2 separate regions of the Mus musculus genome follow, and region 2 is linked to region 1. Evidence: chromatin loops called from intact Hi-C (ENCODE). Cell type or tissue: heart. All regions are shown on one strand.

What was found. A loop is a pair of places that touch in the nucleus more often than their neighbours do. Peaks named below come from ENCODE experiments on the same cell type or tissue, not always from the same donor. Only the 100,000 strongest peaks of a DNase experiment are listed, where the experiment ranks them.
Region 2: a loop joins it to region 1, with 3 times the contacts of the local background. A loop is called at or near these places in 3 of 42 quality-filtered maps.

What each region holds. Positions count from the first base shown.
Region 1 is chr8:109,863,593-109,871,592 of GRCm38, reverse strand. It overlaps Ap1g1 (adaptor protein complex AP-1, gamma 1 subunit), which reads right to left. Exons shown (of 24, transcript NM_009677.6): 24 at 7,383-8,000. It overlaps Phlpp2 (PH domain and leucine rich repeat protein phosphatase 2), which reads right to left and starts at 2,990. Exons shown (of 19, transcript NM_001122594.2): 1 at 2,876-2,990. The coding sequence starts at 2,974. It overlaps Gm17344 (a long non-coding RNA gene), which reads left to right and starts at 3,063. Exons shown (of 4, transcript XR_003947453.1): 1 at 3,063-3,297. In heart, a CTCF peak has its summit at 3,176; DNase peaks (open chromatin) are centred at 3,062 and 7,982; H3K4me3 peaks cover 2,057 bases; H3K27ac peaks cover 1,622 bases.
Region 2 is chr8:109,702,128-109,710,127 of GRCm38, reverse strand. It overlaps Zfp821 (zinc finger protein 821), which reads right to left and starts at 4,582. Exons shown (of 9, transcript NM_001167946.2): 1 at 4,265-4,582; 2 at 3,709-3,771; 3 at 1,984-2,099; 4 at 601-717. The coding sequence starts at 640. In heart, a CTCF peak has its summit at 3,064; DNase peaks (open chromatin) are centred at 3,087 and 4,637; H3K4me3 peaks cover 2,784 bases; H3K27ac peaks cover 1,869 bases; H3K27me3 peaks cover 941 bases.

The DNA of each region.
Region 1 (8,000 bases):
AAGCACAGGATCTGAGTTCAAGTCACTACACATGAGTAAACTCAGGACGTGGCAATAAATACAGGCAACCCCAGTGCTGGAAGATGGAGACCCAAAGGCTTACTAGGGAGCCAGTCTAGTAAGTTGGTTCAGTAAGAAAGCCTGTCTCAAACAACAAGGTGAAGAGCAATAGATAAAGACATCTGACATCCACCCCTGACCTCCATACACAGGCACACAAACATGCATGCACCTAAACACAACTTCAAAGACATCTATTTTGATAAAAACAAAAGACAAATAATATTCAAACCAGACTGGCTGTAACTTCCTATCATCTCCTGACTGATTAAACTAAACCATAATCTCAAAAGCATAGGAAACATCTGAAAACCTCTTGAGCCTGATTCAGGAACTTGAGAAAGTTTTAGAACTTTGACATACATTCTACGTTGCTCAAACTGGCCTTAGACCCTGAGGCTTAAGTGTGATCTCATGTCAACCTTCTGAATAGCAGAGGCCATAGGTACAAGCCCAGAGCCTTGGCTTAGCAGTGCACTTTTTATAAAATGCTCCAGTGTCCTATGGTCCTTGATATAATCTGAATAAATTATGTTGGCTCAGTCATGTAAGGCTTTTATGAAGAGCTTTTTATGAAAACTTGAGAATAATGTTCATGATTTGGGTGTAAGTATAAAGGAATAAAAAGTCTTTTTGTTTATTTGTTTTGTTTTTCAAGACAGGGGTTCTCTCTGTATCTCTGGCTGTTCTGGAACTCTATAGATCAGGCTGCCCTAGAACTCAGAGATCTGCCTGCCTCTGCTTCCCAAGTGCTAAGATTAAGGCATGCATCAACTTTTTATAAGTATTTTGATGCTTGAGCTGAGGAATAAAACCAGAGCCTTGTATGTTGGAGGGCTGCTGACCCTCCCTGCACTCCTAACCCAGAGCCATGCTCCTAGGCTAGAGAAGTCTTTACAAACATCTCCAGAGAAAAACCTGTGGGCAAACATGACATTCTTCAAGGTTCAGAAAGTCTGCTGCTCACCTCTTGTACTCTTTATAGGCTAAAATTGAGAGAGCGAACCACTCAGCAACTCCAGAGAACTTCTGCTTGCGGGACACACAAGGCCTGTTTCCATGACCATCTATCCCACTTATTTACGAGGATTAGTGTTAACTAATTCAGGAAAGCAAGGCCAGGAAGGCCTTTCAGAAAGACTTTCATGGCAAGAGCTCAATTCTGACCAAGAATCAAGACTGACCGACCCATCACTGGAATCTTTCTAATGATCCCAAAATGAGAGCTTCAGGAACCCTCCATTCATGCAATTGGCCATTTCAACATGACCCAAAAAGGTTACAAGAAAAGTTTTTTTTTTTTTAAATTGACCATCCTCTGCATACCAAAAGCCATTTGATATCTCTCAAAACTATTTCCTCATAAGTTAGTCCTGCAGATCTCTTGCCTGTACTGAATCCACTCACAATTTACAGTTCGTTATTTGCTATCATTTTAAATATCTGGAAGACTTTGAGTAATTACACTTCGATTTATGCTTGAGTAAATTCCAGTGTAGGTAACAGTGTAGGTAACAGTTATGAAGTTAGTCTAAAGTAAACTATGCATTAACACTGGGAGGTGCCAGAAAATAAAATTTCAGTCTACTGAGTATTGGTTTTATGAATTCACTAAGTACAACAAATAAATTTTTCTGCTGCTTCCATCTTTGTGCTACTTTACTAATAATCTTAATAAAAGGAAATATTACTCAACAACAATCTCATTTAATTACTTAAGGTTTGCTTTTAACATTAAGTATCTTCGATGTTTGGCAGACTGGTTTCGAAACACATTAAATCTTAATTTTCTTCCCCTTCTTTGGCAAGTTTTAAATCCTGCCAATTGCTCTTCTAGAACTCTAGAGGAATTCCATTCCACTATTCCAGTTCGTTTATATACTGAACCTACAGAAAAAAATGTCTCTGCACTATTTCAGAGGTTAGTAGAGAACTCCACCCAGTTAGCCACCTTTTAGCCATCTCTGCTGACCTCACCTCAGCTCACCTTCTGCATTCTTCCTGCATAGAAACTTCTTGTCATCACTCACCTTCAAGGCTCCACTCCCCTTTCCCCTGCATCTGTTTTCCTATCCTCCTACTCCCCTGATTCTACCAAAAAGCCCCGCTTAGCTGCCTGTTGCATAACGGCTCCCCCACTGCCTTCTCCCCGGATTGTCAGCCAAGCAGGAGTGCCCCTTCGGGCTCTGCTCTCCCACCCCCGCCCCCCAAACCCTGCAACACGCCCAGCAGGTCCACAGGCAGCAGATCCTCCGGGACTGTCCCCCGAGCGGGAAGCGCGGGGTGTTGCGTCTTGGAGCCGAGAGCCGGTTCGGAACTCCCGCAGCCAGTCCCGAGGGCAGCGTGGCCGCTCCCGCCGGCGCAGCCCGCGCACACCGCGGCGCCTGGCCAATCGCCGCCGCCATCCTCCAGCTGGGGTGATGTCTTCAGGTGTCCGCCGAGTCCTGCGTACTCGCCGCCTGACTCCCGCCAGGCGCGGCCGGCCCTCGGAGCCCCCCGGAATCCGTCCCGGGGCCCCGGGCTAGGCCCAGCGAGGAGACTGAGGTCCCGGGGATGCGGGGAGGAAGGAAGGTGGGGGCAGCGGCTGCCCGAAGGCGTGGGCCTGCCGGGCGGCGGTCAGGGATGGACAGCGCCGGGGACCAGGGCGGCGGAGGCCAGGGCGGGGGCGCGGCCCGGAGGCCCCACAGCAGGCCCGCGGCGGCCCGGCCAAGTGCAAGCGGCCCAGGGACGCAGGGCGGGGGGCGCCCGCCGCCTCGGGCAGCTTAGCGAAGGCGGCCACAGCCCTCTTGCTTCCTCCCTCTCCCTGCCGTCTCACCTTTAGGACCCGAATCCCTCCGGGCCGGCGAGGCGCCGCCGCTTCAGGTGGCTCCGGGGGCTCCAGCGGGCCCGCGGGCACGGGCTCCACCTCCCCCATTGGCGGCCAAGGATTTACAGAGACGCCCGGCCCGGCGCGACAGCGCGAGCCTCGGAGGCGCGCGCGAGCAGCGGGAGGCCTCGCCCCTCCGCCTAGACCCCGCCCCTAACCAAGACGCTCCGCCCCCTTCGGTCCCTCCCCGACCCGCTGGACCTGCGTAGTCGTCAGCCTGGCGAGGCCGGAGTAGAATTGTGGGAGGCTGGCGCCACTGCAGGCGGAGTAAGCCTCTGCTGCGCTCCACCCTGAGCTCCTAGGACCAGGGCGCAGGGAGAGCAATTTGGTACTTTCTGGATCCTCCAAGAAGCGGCCAGAGGAAGTGACAGGTAAGGCCTGCACCTGTTAAAATAGACAAGATACAACCCTCCACCATGGGCGGCGCTGGAATTCTCCATCCAAGACGCTTCCTGCTCCCAAATGTGTCTTGTCCCCTGGCACCCACTGGGGGTGAAAGAACTGTTGCTTATACTCACCTCTTAGGGATAGCTGGCGACCTTCTTCATCAAACCACCTCAAGTACACTAAGCTTTCCAGGCACAGTTCAGTGTCCTTTTCCTGTAATCAAAGTATCAGATTTCCTTTCTCGTCCTCAACCACTCAACCAGTAACATGGTGTGTAAGCCCGCTTTCTATTTTGCAAGTCTTAATTCACCTATTTTAAAAGCTGACTCTTTTTGTTCCTGGAGTGAAAGATAGTTTTGTGGTTAGTGGGCCAAATTATAAGTCTGCCTAATTCCAATTCCAAATCTCAATTGTACTCTTTTTTTTTTTTTTTTCTTTTGGTTTTTCGAGACAGGGTTTCTCTATGTAGCCTTGGCTGTCCGGGAACTCACTTTGTAGACCAGGCTGGCCTCGAATTCAGAAATCCGCCTGCCTCTGCCTCCCAAGTGCTGGGATTAAAGGCGTGGGTCACCACACCCCGTTAATTATACTCATTATTAGATCTATACATTCTATACATGTACAAATTACTTGATCTAATTCTTTCGGATTTTTTTTTTTTTTGAGACAGAAAATTACACATAGCCCAGGCAGACCCGAACTCACTATATAGCCAAAGCTGGCCCTGAACTTTTAGAGTCTCCTGTCTCCACCTCCCCAGTGCAGATGTGCACCACTATGCCCAGCTTCAGGTGGGTCTTCCGTGTTGTTATGGGTATTAAGTCTATGCAACACAACACGTGTATGACTGATGATAGAGGCCAGAAGACAGTGTCGGATCCTCTGGACCTGGAGTTATAGATGGTTGTAAATTGACAGGTGAACTCTGGGAGTTGACCCTGGGTTCTCTGGAAGAGCAGCCAGTGCTCTGAACCACTAAGCCATCTCTCTAGACCCTTGCGTTGGTTCTTAAGGAGTGAATGAACTAGATTAACATCTGCCTGGCCATTATCAAGGTGGATTGGACAGAACAAAGAGCCTAACTCATATTAAAGATTCATAGTAGCCACTGTAATTCTGAAATTCTAGGTTTCCCAAAAGGTGATTAGCATTAAACTGCTCCTACATTTTGTAAGAAGCCTTCTAGATCTCTTCATTTTTAGGGCTTCCTCTCTTATGTATGTGTTGAATATTCAGCCAACTTGTAAGGGATTAAAAAGCAAAACAACTTCTAAGATAACCGGGCAAAGGGTCACTTATTACCCATTGCTTCAGTTTGGCCTGTGCAACTACTTGTCTGGAGTATTTTAACTGTAGGCTTAAAAGCAACAGCATTCGAGATAGACCTGGCCCGCCCTGTCTTAAGATGTTTTGTTCAATTTGGAGCTAATTGACATGTCAAGATAAAACTTTGCGGGCTGGCTAGATGGCTCAGCAGTTAAGAGCACTGACTGCTCTTCCGAAGATCCTGAGTTCAAATCCCAGCAACCACATGGTGGCTCACAACCACCCATAATGAGATCTGACATCCTTTTCTGGTGTGTCTGAAGTCAACTACAGTGTACTGACATATATCAATATATAAATCTAAAAAAAGAAAAAGAAAGATAAAACTTTGCTTCAAAGATTCTGCCTCATACAAATCATTTCTTCTATAAAAGGCGTTTTTTTTGCCTTCCTCTACCACAGTCCCAATCTTCCTTTCTTTGTTTTCTTTTACTACAGTAAGCATGGTTTCTCTCTGTGAAGTTTAATAAAAGGTGAAAGAAAAGCTACATCCCAGGGTTTTCTTTCTACTTTGAAATTATTTCAGATACCTACCTGATTTAGTTGGATTTCTAACCCTGGTTGATTTCACAGCAAACACACTGGTTTTTTGTTTTGGTTTTTTGTTTTGAATGGACCAGGCACCAACATGAAGACAGAAGTAGATAGCCAAGGGCAGGGAAATAGTTGGAGATGGTTTCCAAAAGCCACTTTCTTGAGGTACTACAGATTACCTTTTACAGATCGCATGTGACTTAATCACTTTGGTGTCCCAAGTCCAGCAATGAGTTCATTCTAGGGAACAGCAATGTTTTATAGATGGTTATCTTTTTCCTTATCTGGATAGTAGCCTACACCATCAATTTAAAATGAATCCATATGCTAGAAGCTAAGATTTACTACTTCAAACTGGCAACACCACTTATTAAAAAAAAAAAAAAAAATAGCCCAAGAGCACTGGCTCGGAAGGTCTCAGAGAATCAGTTTTTTCTAAGCAGCTACCTTTAAAGGTCCCCACTACTTCAGATCCAGTTAATCAGCAATAATCAGCTGATGTCTCCTTTTCAGATTATGGACTGCCATTAACATAGCACACTGTCACAAAGGTCACAATTGGTGCTCTCCCCCAGGTCAAGGCAACATGTATGCCAAGTGTTATGTAACCATCATTTCTGGAAATGGTGAACAGCTGAGACTAACCCTAAAAATAAATTCCTCTGGGATTTATGTATGTGTGTGGGGTGTGTGTGTGTATACACAAAACCATCTGCCATCACTGCAGGCTCCTCACTACCCATCATACTAAGGCAAAGAGGCATTAGCATCCCTCCTCTCCTTCCTATTGGGCTCCACACGCCCACTACCTCTCCAGAACACCGTCGAGAAAGAGCGCTAAGGTCAGACTATGTAGAGGAGCCTGGAAGTTCAGATCTATTTACTGATACCTAGCTCCCAATCTTTCAGTGATCACAAAGTCTTCGTTAGGCCCAACCCCAATGTTATGCTACCACAGGATAAGCAGGTCTAGGCGTTGTGTCCTCTGGTTCCAATGTTTACCTGATTTCAAAATTTGAAGGAATTTTTTTTCTGTTTCTCCTTTTAACGTGTGCCTGGGGCTTCATATAAGCTAGGCAAGAACTAAGCTGCACCTCCAACCACTGAACAGTTCTTCCCCCCACATATAAAGACAGCTGAACTGGAGGAGATCACAGAATAATAAGCCATTCATGTGATTAAAATTAATCTTGTAGTTCTGGAATGACATTTAAACCTATGCACAACCCATCGTACTGTTAAGTAAACATCTACTGTCTGTTTACTGTGGCTTTTATAGTTTCACCTAATTATATTTAGATTTCCATCAGTTAAACTTAAATACAGAAACGATGTATTTTAACTACTCCAAGTAGAAAACAAGTTTATAGAAATGTTATCAAACAGTGCCAAAGGGCACTGCTGCATAAAGGAGATAACCTACCCAGGCCCACACCCTCCCCCTCTTCAACCTGGAAACTGTCATATCTTCTTCATTCTCAATTAAGGGAATGTTAGGGATTGTGAGAGTCAAGAGAAAACCAAGAGCTTTCAACCTTCAGCAAAAAACTGTTATCAAGTTTGTGAAGATAATTTGCCATGCCAGCATGAGGACCTGAACTCCCCAAAGCAGGTCTAATGTAATCACAGCCCTGGGGATGTGGAGACAATAGCCACCCAGCTTTGTCTAATGGGTGAACCCCAGGTCCTAGTGACTATTTCAAATAACAAGCAGAATGGCTCCTGAGGAACAACACCTTTACAGCAACAGAGGCTGCCCTTTCACCTGCCTCCCAAGTAAAAAAGGAATTCACGTGTTATGCAAAATAAGCCATGGAATGTCATTCATTTGGGCTAGTTAGGCCTTTCTCTATCAAGTCACCAAAACAACTCACCAAAATCAACCAAGCAATCAATCAAACAAAACACGAACCCTAACTTATAATAAAACATGGGTACCCTTGCTACATAGTTCATCATAGTGGCTTCAGAGCTTTGAGGATTCGCCTATGTGGAGAAAACAAACCTGACAGTAACTGCATTCCAGTTAAATGTCCACTTGCTCTTTGGACTTTTCTCTGTGTAAAACATCTACAAGGTTTTTAAATGTTTCTTCTCTAGGTGAGATTTCTGCTCAAAGGAACATTAAAAGGCTCGGTGTAGCTCAAAGCTTTGGAATAAGAATTCATCTTGGGCTTCTGATTCACATCCAAGAAGCAAGGCAGCAAAGTTTAAATCATTGAGTATTGACTTTTTATTATTAGTCACTGTTCATAATTTGTTTCAACCAAAAGACAATACACACAGCAGAATCCGAATGCATCCCATGTAAATGTTTACATCCATGTTATTCCTCACTCGCCTCCAAGAGACTTATCATTTCACTTTAAAGTGTTTTACATCTCAAAAATATGTCTGCAATAATTAGAACTTCATTAGCTGCCCCACTTGGAAACAGCCTTTTAATAATTTTACAGTAAAGAAGATGTGATGGGGCCTAATGAAAACCGTAACTTACAACATAGTAAAAGGAGAAGGACGATGATACAAGAACACAGTGGGGTTCACAAAGGAAGGAGTGCAGAAGCCCTTTCCCATGAGGTCCCCCAAATAAAATAAAAACAAAACACACAAAGCGCAAATGCAGGTCTTTAAGGGGAGAAAGTCTCCAATGCTCTGTCTTGAAGCCAGGAGCAAGAAGCAACTGCTCAAGCTGCTTCAAGCCGCTTCAGCTTTTTCTTCTGTTTAAGAGTTCCAGGTTCTGGGACTGGAACCTTGTCCATGGGACCCACTCTCTGCTATTGCTTGAAAAGGGTTTTCACTTTCAGTTCCACAAACAGCCCCACCC
Region 2 (8,000 bases), 160 kb after region 1:
GTTAAAAATTTATCTGGATGGGGTTTTACTCTGGGGTCACCTAGCCTGTGATTTTAGACAAATAAAACGTTTGCTTTCTAGACTTCTCTCCCTTCTCTAACAGGTCAGGTGCATTTCCTTCCCTTCTGTCTAAGTCTACCTTTCATCCTCTAAGACCTGTCTAAAGTCATGGTCTAGGGTCTCTTTCATCAAGCACTCCATCACTAACCCAGGTACTGAAACTGTCCTATTTTTAACATCTGTGGTACATAATCTATACTGCATCTATTGGGCAAATAGCATATACTAGCTTATATGTTTATGTTTCTTCTGTATTATAGTTTAGTTATGTTTTATTGCTTCACAGCCTTGACACCTAATATACTTTTTCACAAAATAAGTTTCCTGTAATTGTTCATATTAAAGATGAATCAAACACATATACATACCCCTTGGGCAAGTTAGACAGCACTCTAGTAACTTTATACTTCAAATCCATACTGGGAATCTTTAGCCCTTTCTCCCCCCGCCCCCCAACAAATGAGTGTGAGCCTCTCCCCCAAAACTCAGGCTCCTCTTTCATTCCAACCCAGGTTTCAAAAGACAAAGCCCAGTACTCACAGTGAACTTTATTTGGGTTTGTCTGTTTCCTACGGGACATGTTTCCCTGATATCCAAGCTCCGTTCTTCCCCAGTTTCACCCCTGGACAGGTCACTACCTCCTCGTACGGTGCTGACCTGCAATAATAAGAAAATAAAATAAAATAAAATAAAATATTGTTAGCCTGTTATTCTTCCCAGAAATTATAAAATTAGAACATTTAAGGATCTTAAAAAATACTTCTTGAGCATATAAAACTCACTAGATATAAATAACTAAACTAATGAAATGAAAAAGGTAACTAAATGTCTAACTCAAAGTCAAGGACCAAGAAACTCGAGAGGCGACTACTTATGAGACTTCTTCTATAAAGCTGTCTTTGGGATTCAGACTACTACTAAGTGGTCGAAGTCAAGAGCACTGGATAGAAAAGGATGCAAATCCGGGCAATCAAGGTTAGAAGTACTGTGGGTAAAGGGATTGCTCCCACGGATGTGAAAGAAAGCAAAAAGACAACAAACAATGACCTGTAGTGGCTGACCTGGCACATGTGCAACTGGAAGTCAAGACCTGGAGTCTGTATCTCTAGAAAGTTTTCTAAGGAACGATGCTTAGAAGCAGCAAGGGTATCACTTATCTGCAATAAGGCCGAGGCATGATGATACAAGAGCAAATCAAACTTCCACCACTTAAGACACGCTCTCTGCAGAAAAGTAGATGCCTCTCACATGGTGGAGTACTAATTCAGTCTCCTAATGTACAACTCCAGCTGGCCCTGCTCAGATGGGTCTGAAGAGGTCAAAAGTCATAATCTAGCCTCTTCTCAATTTTGCTGTGTAGCAAGAGACCAGTGAGGAATAAAGGGCGAAGCGCCCTATACAAGAGGAGCAGCAGAGATGTGCAGCTGCCCATCTGATAGACGGGCAGGCAAATTCTCAAACCTGGAGGTTCCTTGTTAACCACAACACTGGTTCTCAGCCATAAGCAATGTAAGAGACTCTGAAGTGGGTTAGTTGCAGAAGCTGTGGCCTTTTCTCTACAAGACAGAGTGAGGACTAGGGATGAGATATATTGGCAGAGTGCCTGCCTAGCATGCATCAGACCCTGGGTTCGATTCCCAACACCACAAAACAAACACAGCAGAGTGAACAATGTAAATGGAAAAGGTGAAATTCTGTTTTCTACCTAAGTTAGGGATGTGGGTTTAGTCACTCCCTGGTTCTTTTTAGTTCTCGCTGTCTTAAACTGGGCTCACATATAGAAATATATAGTTCACCGCTTTAAAACAAACTGCTAGATGTACTGTGCACTCCAGTTAAGGAAGCTCACCTGATAATGCCAACCTACTCCTCTATGTAGCTAGAAGGCCCTCAGACCTGTAATCAGATCCTGCCTCCCCTTACCAAAAGAAGAAAGAAACCGCAAATGGCAAAGACAGGCCTCCACAGGAAGTGGCAAGGAAGCAGCTTTCAGGCAGTCTTCTATCATAGCTGCATACCAAACACAGTTCTTTTCAGACCTTCAATTAAAAAAAGGAAAATAACTCCTAATATGTACAACAGAAAGAACAATTTTAGAGAGCAGCGTCCTGACATCTAATAAAAGGGGATGTATTCTCTGGTTCTCTTTTTCTTGGAGAGTCTCATGCATCCTAACTCATCTTGAACGGGATATAGAGCCAACAGTGATCTTGAGCTTCTGATATTCCTGTCTCAACACAGTACAGGCAGGTGCAGTACCTGCCTCCATACCCAGCCTTCCATGGTGCTGGGGACTGAATCTAAAATTCTGTGTACGCTAGGTAGGTCTTTGTGCATAGTGGGCAAGCACACTACTGACTAAGCTACACCCCCAGTTGTAGGGGGTAGTCACTCCTTTCCCCTGCCTCTACTCTTTTTTGGAGATTGAGTCTTAAGGTACAAGAATTCAAACCCCTTGATTCAATGACTCCCCAGCCTCAGCCTTCTGACCAATGGGATCAGAGGTATTACTACGCCTGGTTTATTCTCCCTACTTTTTTTTTTTTTTTAATTTTTCGAGATAGAGTTTCTCTGTATAGCCCTGGCTGTCCTGGAACTCAGAAATTCGCCTGCCTCTGCCTCCCAAAGTGCTGGGATTAAAGGCGTGAGCCACCACACCCAGCCCTCCCTACCCATTTTAATATAGGCTCTGACTGAATATCACACGTTAGGTCTTTCTCTGTGTCTGGGGACTCCCAAAGTTGAAAGCTGAATGAGATGCAGACTGCCAATCTTTCTATACTTCTCTACCATGTAACAGAAAACAAATGATATCTCATCTCCATTTACCCCCATAAGGACCAGGAACCGAAGCTCTGCGACTGAGGTAATAAAGTCTGTTTGAAGGAGTGCCAGGCTCTATTTAGATCATCCTGGCAAGACACTGGTTCAGTAAGAAAGCTACAAGGCACAGAGAGGAAACCTGCAGCCACAGCTGAACCACTGCCTCTCATCAGCCTCCTAGTGGCCCAGTGGGGAACTGACCAGATGGTCCCTCCTGGGACTTCACACCTGAGGGATCCAGGCAAAATAAACACACACCCTCCCTTAGCACAAAACAAAGCCAAAGCACAAGAATTCAAAAACCCACTAGAAAGAAAAAGTCCAGAGGAGGGGGGGAAACCATGGAAAATAAGTAAGGAGACAGACAAATGGCACGGGGAGGCCACTCCTGACCCAAACTGCACAATATCTGAGGTTAGTTTTATAGGTTGTAACCCTCTTAAAACAAGACCCCATAAGTACAAAAGGTCACTTGGTCCCTTTTGCTTTCAGCGCTGCCCAATTGTGAAACTTAAGCTCGGAATGTAATTGGATAGCGAGCCGCCTGAGTATCTTCTGCTCAGGGAGGAACCTGGGAAGAACGGGAAACTGAGGATCGACCTACAAGGGATGCGACTTTTAAAGGGAGTAGGGGTTTTTGTTTTTGTCATCTATAGAGCCACAGTCAAGAGTCCTTGGGAAGGATGCACTGGCCCCCACCCCCTCATCCTGCCTCTGCTCTCACAGGTGTTAGGATGCAGCTTCCAGGGCACACACACTACAGATGTGCGTGTGTGTGTGCGCGCGCCCTTTTCCAGCCTTAAAGAAAAGAGGGTGCACTCCCACCTCCAGCTCTGATGAGGTTCCCACGAAGCAAAGTAAAGTCGCCCGAATCCGAGTGATGTGAAGCTGCCAAAAGGGAGAAGAGAAAGACAATCATACAGCCATTTCACTGTGCCCGGGTCCTCTCGGGTCGGCGCTGGAGCTGGGGTGTGCCATCAGTTGAGAGGGTGTCTCTCTGGCTTTTCCCAACAGGGGCAGAGGTAAATCCCAGGTAATTAGACTGGAGCCAGAGGTCTCCCTACGCGTTTCTGACCAACCCACAGACGACCACTTAGCCTCCTCCGAAATCTAAATTTAGTAGCTCCTGGGCCAGCCCGCCCGCCCGCCCGCCCGCTCCAGGACGGCAGGGGCCCCCCGCCCCGTCCGCTCTCCCACGCCCATCCTCCCCTCCCCCAGCTCCACCCCAGCCTGTCAGACGCCGGCCCGCGAGGCCCGCACCCGGCCGCCGCCGCAGCACCCAGCCCGCCCCTCCCCAGGAGCGAGCAAACAAAAGGCGGGCGGCGGCGCGGGCAGTCGGGAGCTACGCGGGTTGCCGACTCCCGGCGCGGGGGCGCTTTACCCGCAGCCTCGGCGCTCCGCGTCCCTGGGCTCCGCCTCCGGACGGACAGACCGCGGGACAATGGGCCCCGGCCGCAGCTCCAGCCGGCCGGGCCCGGGCTCTCTGGGACCCGGCCCCGGTGGGCAGAGGGTGGCTGCGGGCCGGGCTGGCGGCGGGGAGGCGAGGGGCGGCGCGGCGGACAGACAAAGCCAACGGCAGACAGACGGACGGAGGGGGGAAAAAAAAAAGATGGCGACGCGGACGACGGGAGCGCGCGGTTCGCGCTCTCGCAGCGAGTGGGGCGCGTGCCGGAGCCTCACCTCTCCTCCCGCCGCCGCCCCGACCCCTCCCGGCTCCCGAGGCGCGCGCCTGGCGCTGTGGGCGGGGCCTCGGGGGAAAAGGGTCCGGGAAGGCGGGGCTTAGGGAGCATCCAATCGCGGGCGTTCCAGAGGGGCCCCGCCCGCGATCTGGTCCTGGCGACGCGGAGCTGAGCATCTAAAGAGCTTTCGGAGGTGTCCTGACGTTTCCGCGCACCTTTAGAGCGGGTGAACTCCACTCAGCTGTCATCTCCCCGGCTGGTTTCCTCTCCCAAAGTCGAGTTCAGCCACAGAACCCACATCCCCCAACCACAGCTCCGCCGCAGGCTTCCCCCTCCGTAGCCGAACCTGGGCCAACCATCCCGTAGTCACAAACCCTCTTCACTCCCACTTGTCCCAAGGCTTCTTCAACTCTCGAGGCATTTAAAGTAAAGAAAGAGGGCCCACAGCTTCTGTGGGAGGGACTAAGCTATCAGGTGGTCACAGACACAGGACCTAGGTAGCTTGTGGTCCTTGTTGCTATCTAAGGGTGTTTGGAAAGGCTGAACGTGGTTCAACTCCGTTCTAACGCGACTCCTGTTACTGTCCGCGTCATTATTTCTCCGTTGCTCTCCCTTCTTTCCCCTTATTTGGGCGGAAAACCCATACCTACCCCTGAAGTCTCTCCGTAGAGAAGTAAAAAGAGGAGCCCTGTTTTAGAAGGCCCAACTTTCAGCCCCAGCTTTGCCACCGACCAGTCTGTTCGCTTTTGGGCAAGTCACTTCCCTGTTCTGGCCCTCTTCTCTCAAGAGTTGTGCTAGTCATGTAAAACAATCTCTGAAAGCCCTGTGCAAGTTCTCTTATGATTTGCGGCTTCACGAGGCAGAACAAACAAGAGTGCTGACTCTTGCTGATAAAATGACTAGTCGAAGTGTTTGCATAAAGCATTCTTACAAATTCTTCCTTCCTGAAATCTCCAACGAGATGCCATTGCCTGTGTCTTGCAGAATGTGCTAGAACGGTGGAATTGAAGAATGGTGGTCCTTGACAATGCTGTAGGTAAATTGTTCTTGCTTGTTTGCTTTTTGTTGTTGTTTTTTGTTTTGTTGTTTCAACTGACCGAAGAGGAGAAGACTAGAGCCTGGTTTACTGATGGCTCTGCACGTTATGCAGGCACCACCCAGAAGTGGACAGCTGCAGCATTACAACCCCTTTCTGGGACAACCTTGAAAGACACAGGTGAAGGGAAATCTTCACAGTGGGCAGAACTCCGGGCAGTACACATGGTATTACAGTTTGTTTGCAAGAAGAAATGGCCAGATGTACAATTATTTACTGACTCATGGGCTGTAGCCAATGGATTGGCTGGATGGTCAGGGACTTGGAAAGATCACAATTGGAAAATTGGTGAGAAAGACGTCTGGGGAAGAAGTATGTGGATAGATATCTCCAAATGGGCAAAGGATGTGAAGATATTTGTGTCCCATGTAAATGCTCACCAAAAGGGTTTCTCTGTGTAGTCCTGGCTGTCCTGGAACTCACTCTGTAGACCAGGCTGGCCTCGAACTCAGAAATCCGCCTGCCTCTGCCTCCCAAGTGCTGGGACTAAAGGCGTGCACCACCACCGCCCAGCTGCTTGTTTGCTTTCTTATGGCTGGAATGTTTAGATAGGAGTTACCATTCAATATCAGTCAAGAAAACATTTCAAATTCAAGAATTTGATTTGTTCACATACCTAGGAAATGAGATATCATCAAACTAGCTTTTAGACTTTTGTGTATGAATACAAGCTGAAATAACAGTAACTTTAAGACCTCCGTCATTCTTGGTGAGCTAGACTTAGAGATTCAGCATACATAGCCTTGTTAGATCACTTTGAAATTGACCTGGCAGACACTTTCAACAAGAAAATAGCTGACTGATAGCCTCCAATGAAATGTCTTGAGTTTGTTATTAGATTATTGTGTAATGTTGGGCAGCTTAGATTCAAGGGTAGACAGGACCTGGGTTCATGCCACGGCAATTGTGTAGGGGATGCTGGGCTGTTTATGATAATATGGAATCATAATACTGCTATTCTTAGCTGGGTGGTGGTGGCACATACCTTTAATTCCAGCACTCTGGAGGCAGAGGCAGGCTGATTTCTGAGTTTGAGGCCAGCCTGGTCTACAAAGTGAGTTCCAGGACAGCCAGGGCTATACAGAGAAACCCTGTCTAGAAAAACAAAAAAACAAAAAACTGCTATTCTTTTGCGTTTCCTGTGTTCTTAAAATTTCTCCACAGTGTTGTGATTCAGGTTCATGATCAAGTGATGAGAAACATACTTATCTTACCTCTGCCTCACCTAGACTCATTCTAGATCTGGAAGACTTTGTACAGAGTAATAGGTTTTCTTTTTCTTTTTACTATGTCTGTGCTATGGCACTGTGGGTGCATGAGCACAAACACACAAATCCATAAACGTGCAGGTCACAAGACAACCCTTTGCAACTCTCTAAGCCCAGCCAGCCGGCCCTGGGAACCTCCGGAGACCTTCCTGTCTCTTCCTCCCGTCTCCCCGGAGGGGTGCTAGTGTTAGAGATGCTTTTGCTACCACATCCAGCTTGTGTGTTGGTTCTGTGATTTTGAACTCAGGTCACCAAGCTTGTGCTTTTGGATAGTGAGCACCTATGGGTGTGGGCACATGCCTTACCCACAGCCATCTCCTAGCCCCAGGCTTACCCTGCCCTCTTTGTATCTGTGCTTGCAAAGTGGTTGTCCTACCATCGCAATTACAGGACCAAAATATCTTCCTAATCCATTTACCCCCTTTTTGCTGTTGTTTGATTCCTGTACTTGGGACTGAACCTATAGCTAACCCATGCTAAGCACATAGCCCAGTTGACCACTGGGCTACCTCACCAGCCCTGAAATCCATTTTATATTTATTGGCTTCTACACTGACCTCATTAAGTCTTTACATTACACTAGCAATGGCAGGAAACATTTCAGAACCCCGGTTCCATTTACTTATTTTTTTGACATAGATATGTGTGTGTACTAGTATATGCATGTGTATGCATGCTTGTGCAGGGTTGTATGTGTGGGCAGGTTCACCTGCACATATGTGTGCATGTGAGTGTAGAGGCCAGAGGTTGATGTCACATGCCTTTCTTCAACTTATATACTGAGTCGGGGTCTCTCACTTGAACTCAGAGCTTGACAACCCAACTAGTCTAGCTAGCCATCTTGCTCTGGGGTCTCCCATCTTTATATGCTGAGCTGTGTAATTACAGGCAGCCCGCATACCCACAGTAGTTACATGGGTGTTAGGGAGCCAAGCGTCTGTCCTTGTGCCTTCATAGCAATCTCTTCGACTACTGAGCTATCTTCCAGCCCGGATTTTTTTTTTTAAGTATAATTCACAAGAATGATGGTTCTGAGAGTAAAAACACATATTTCAAAAGCCTGTCAAACTAGGT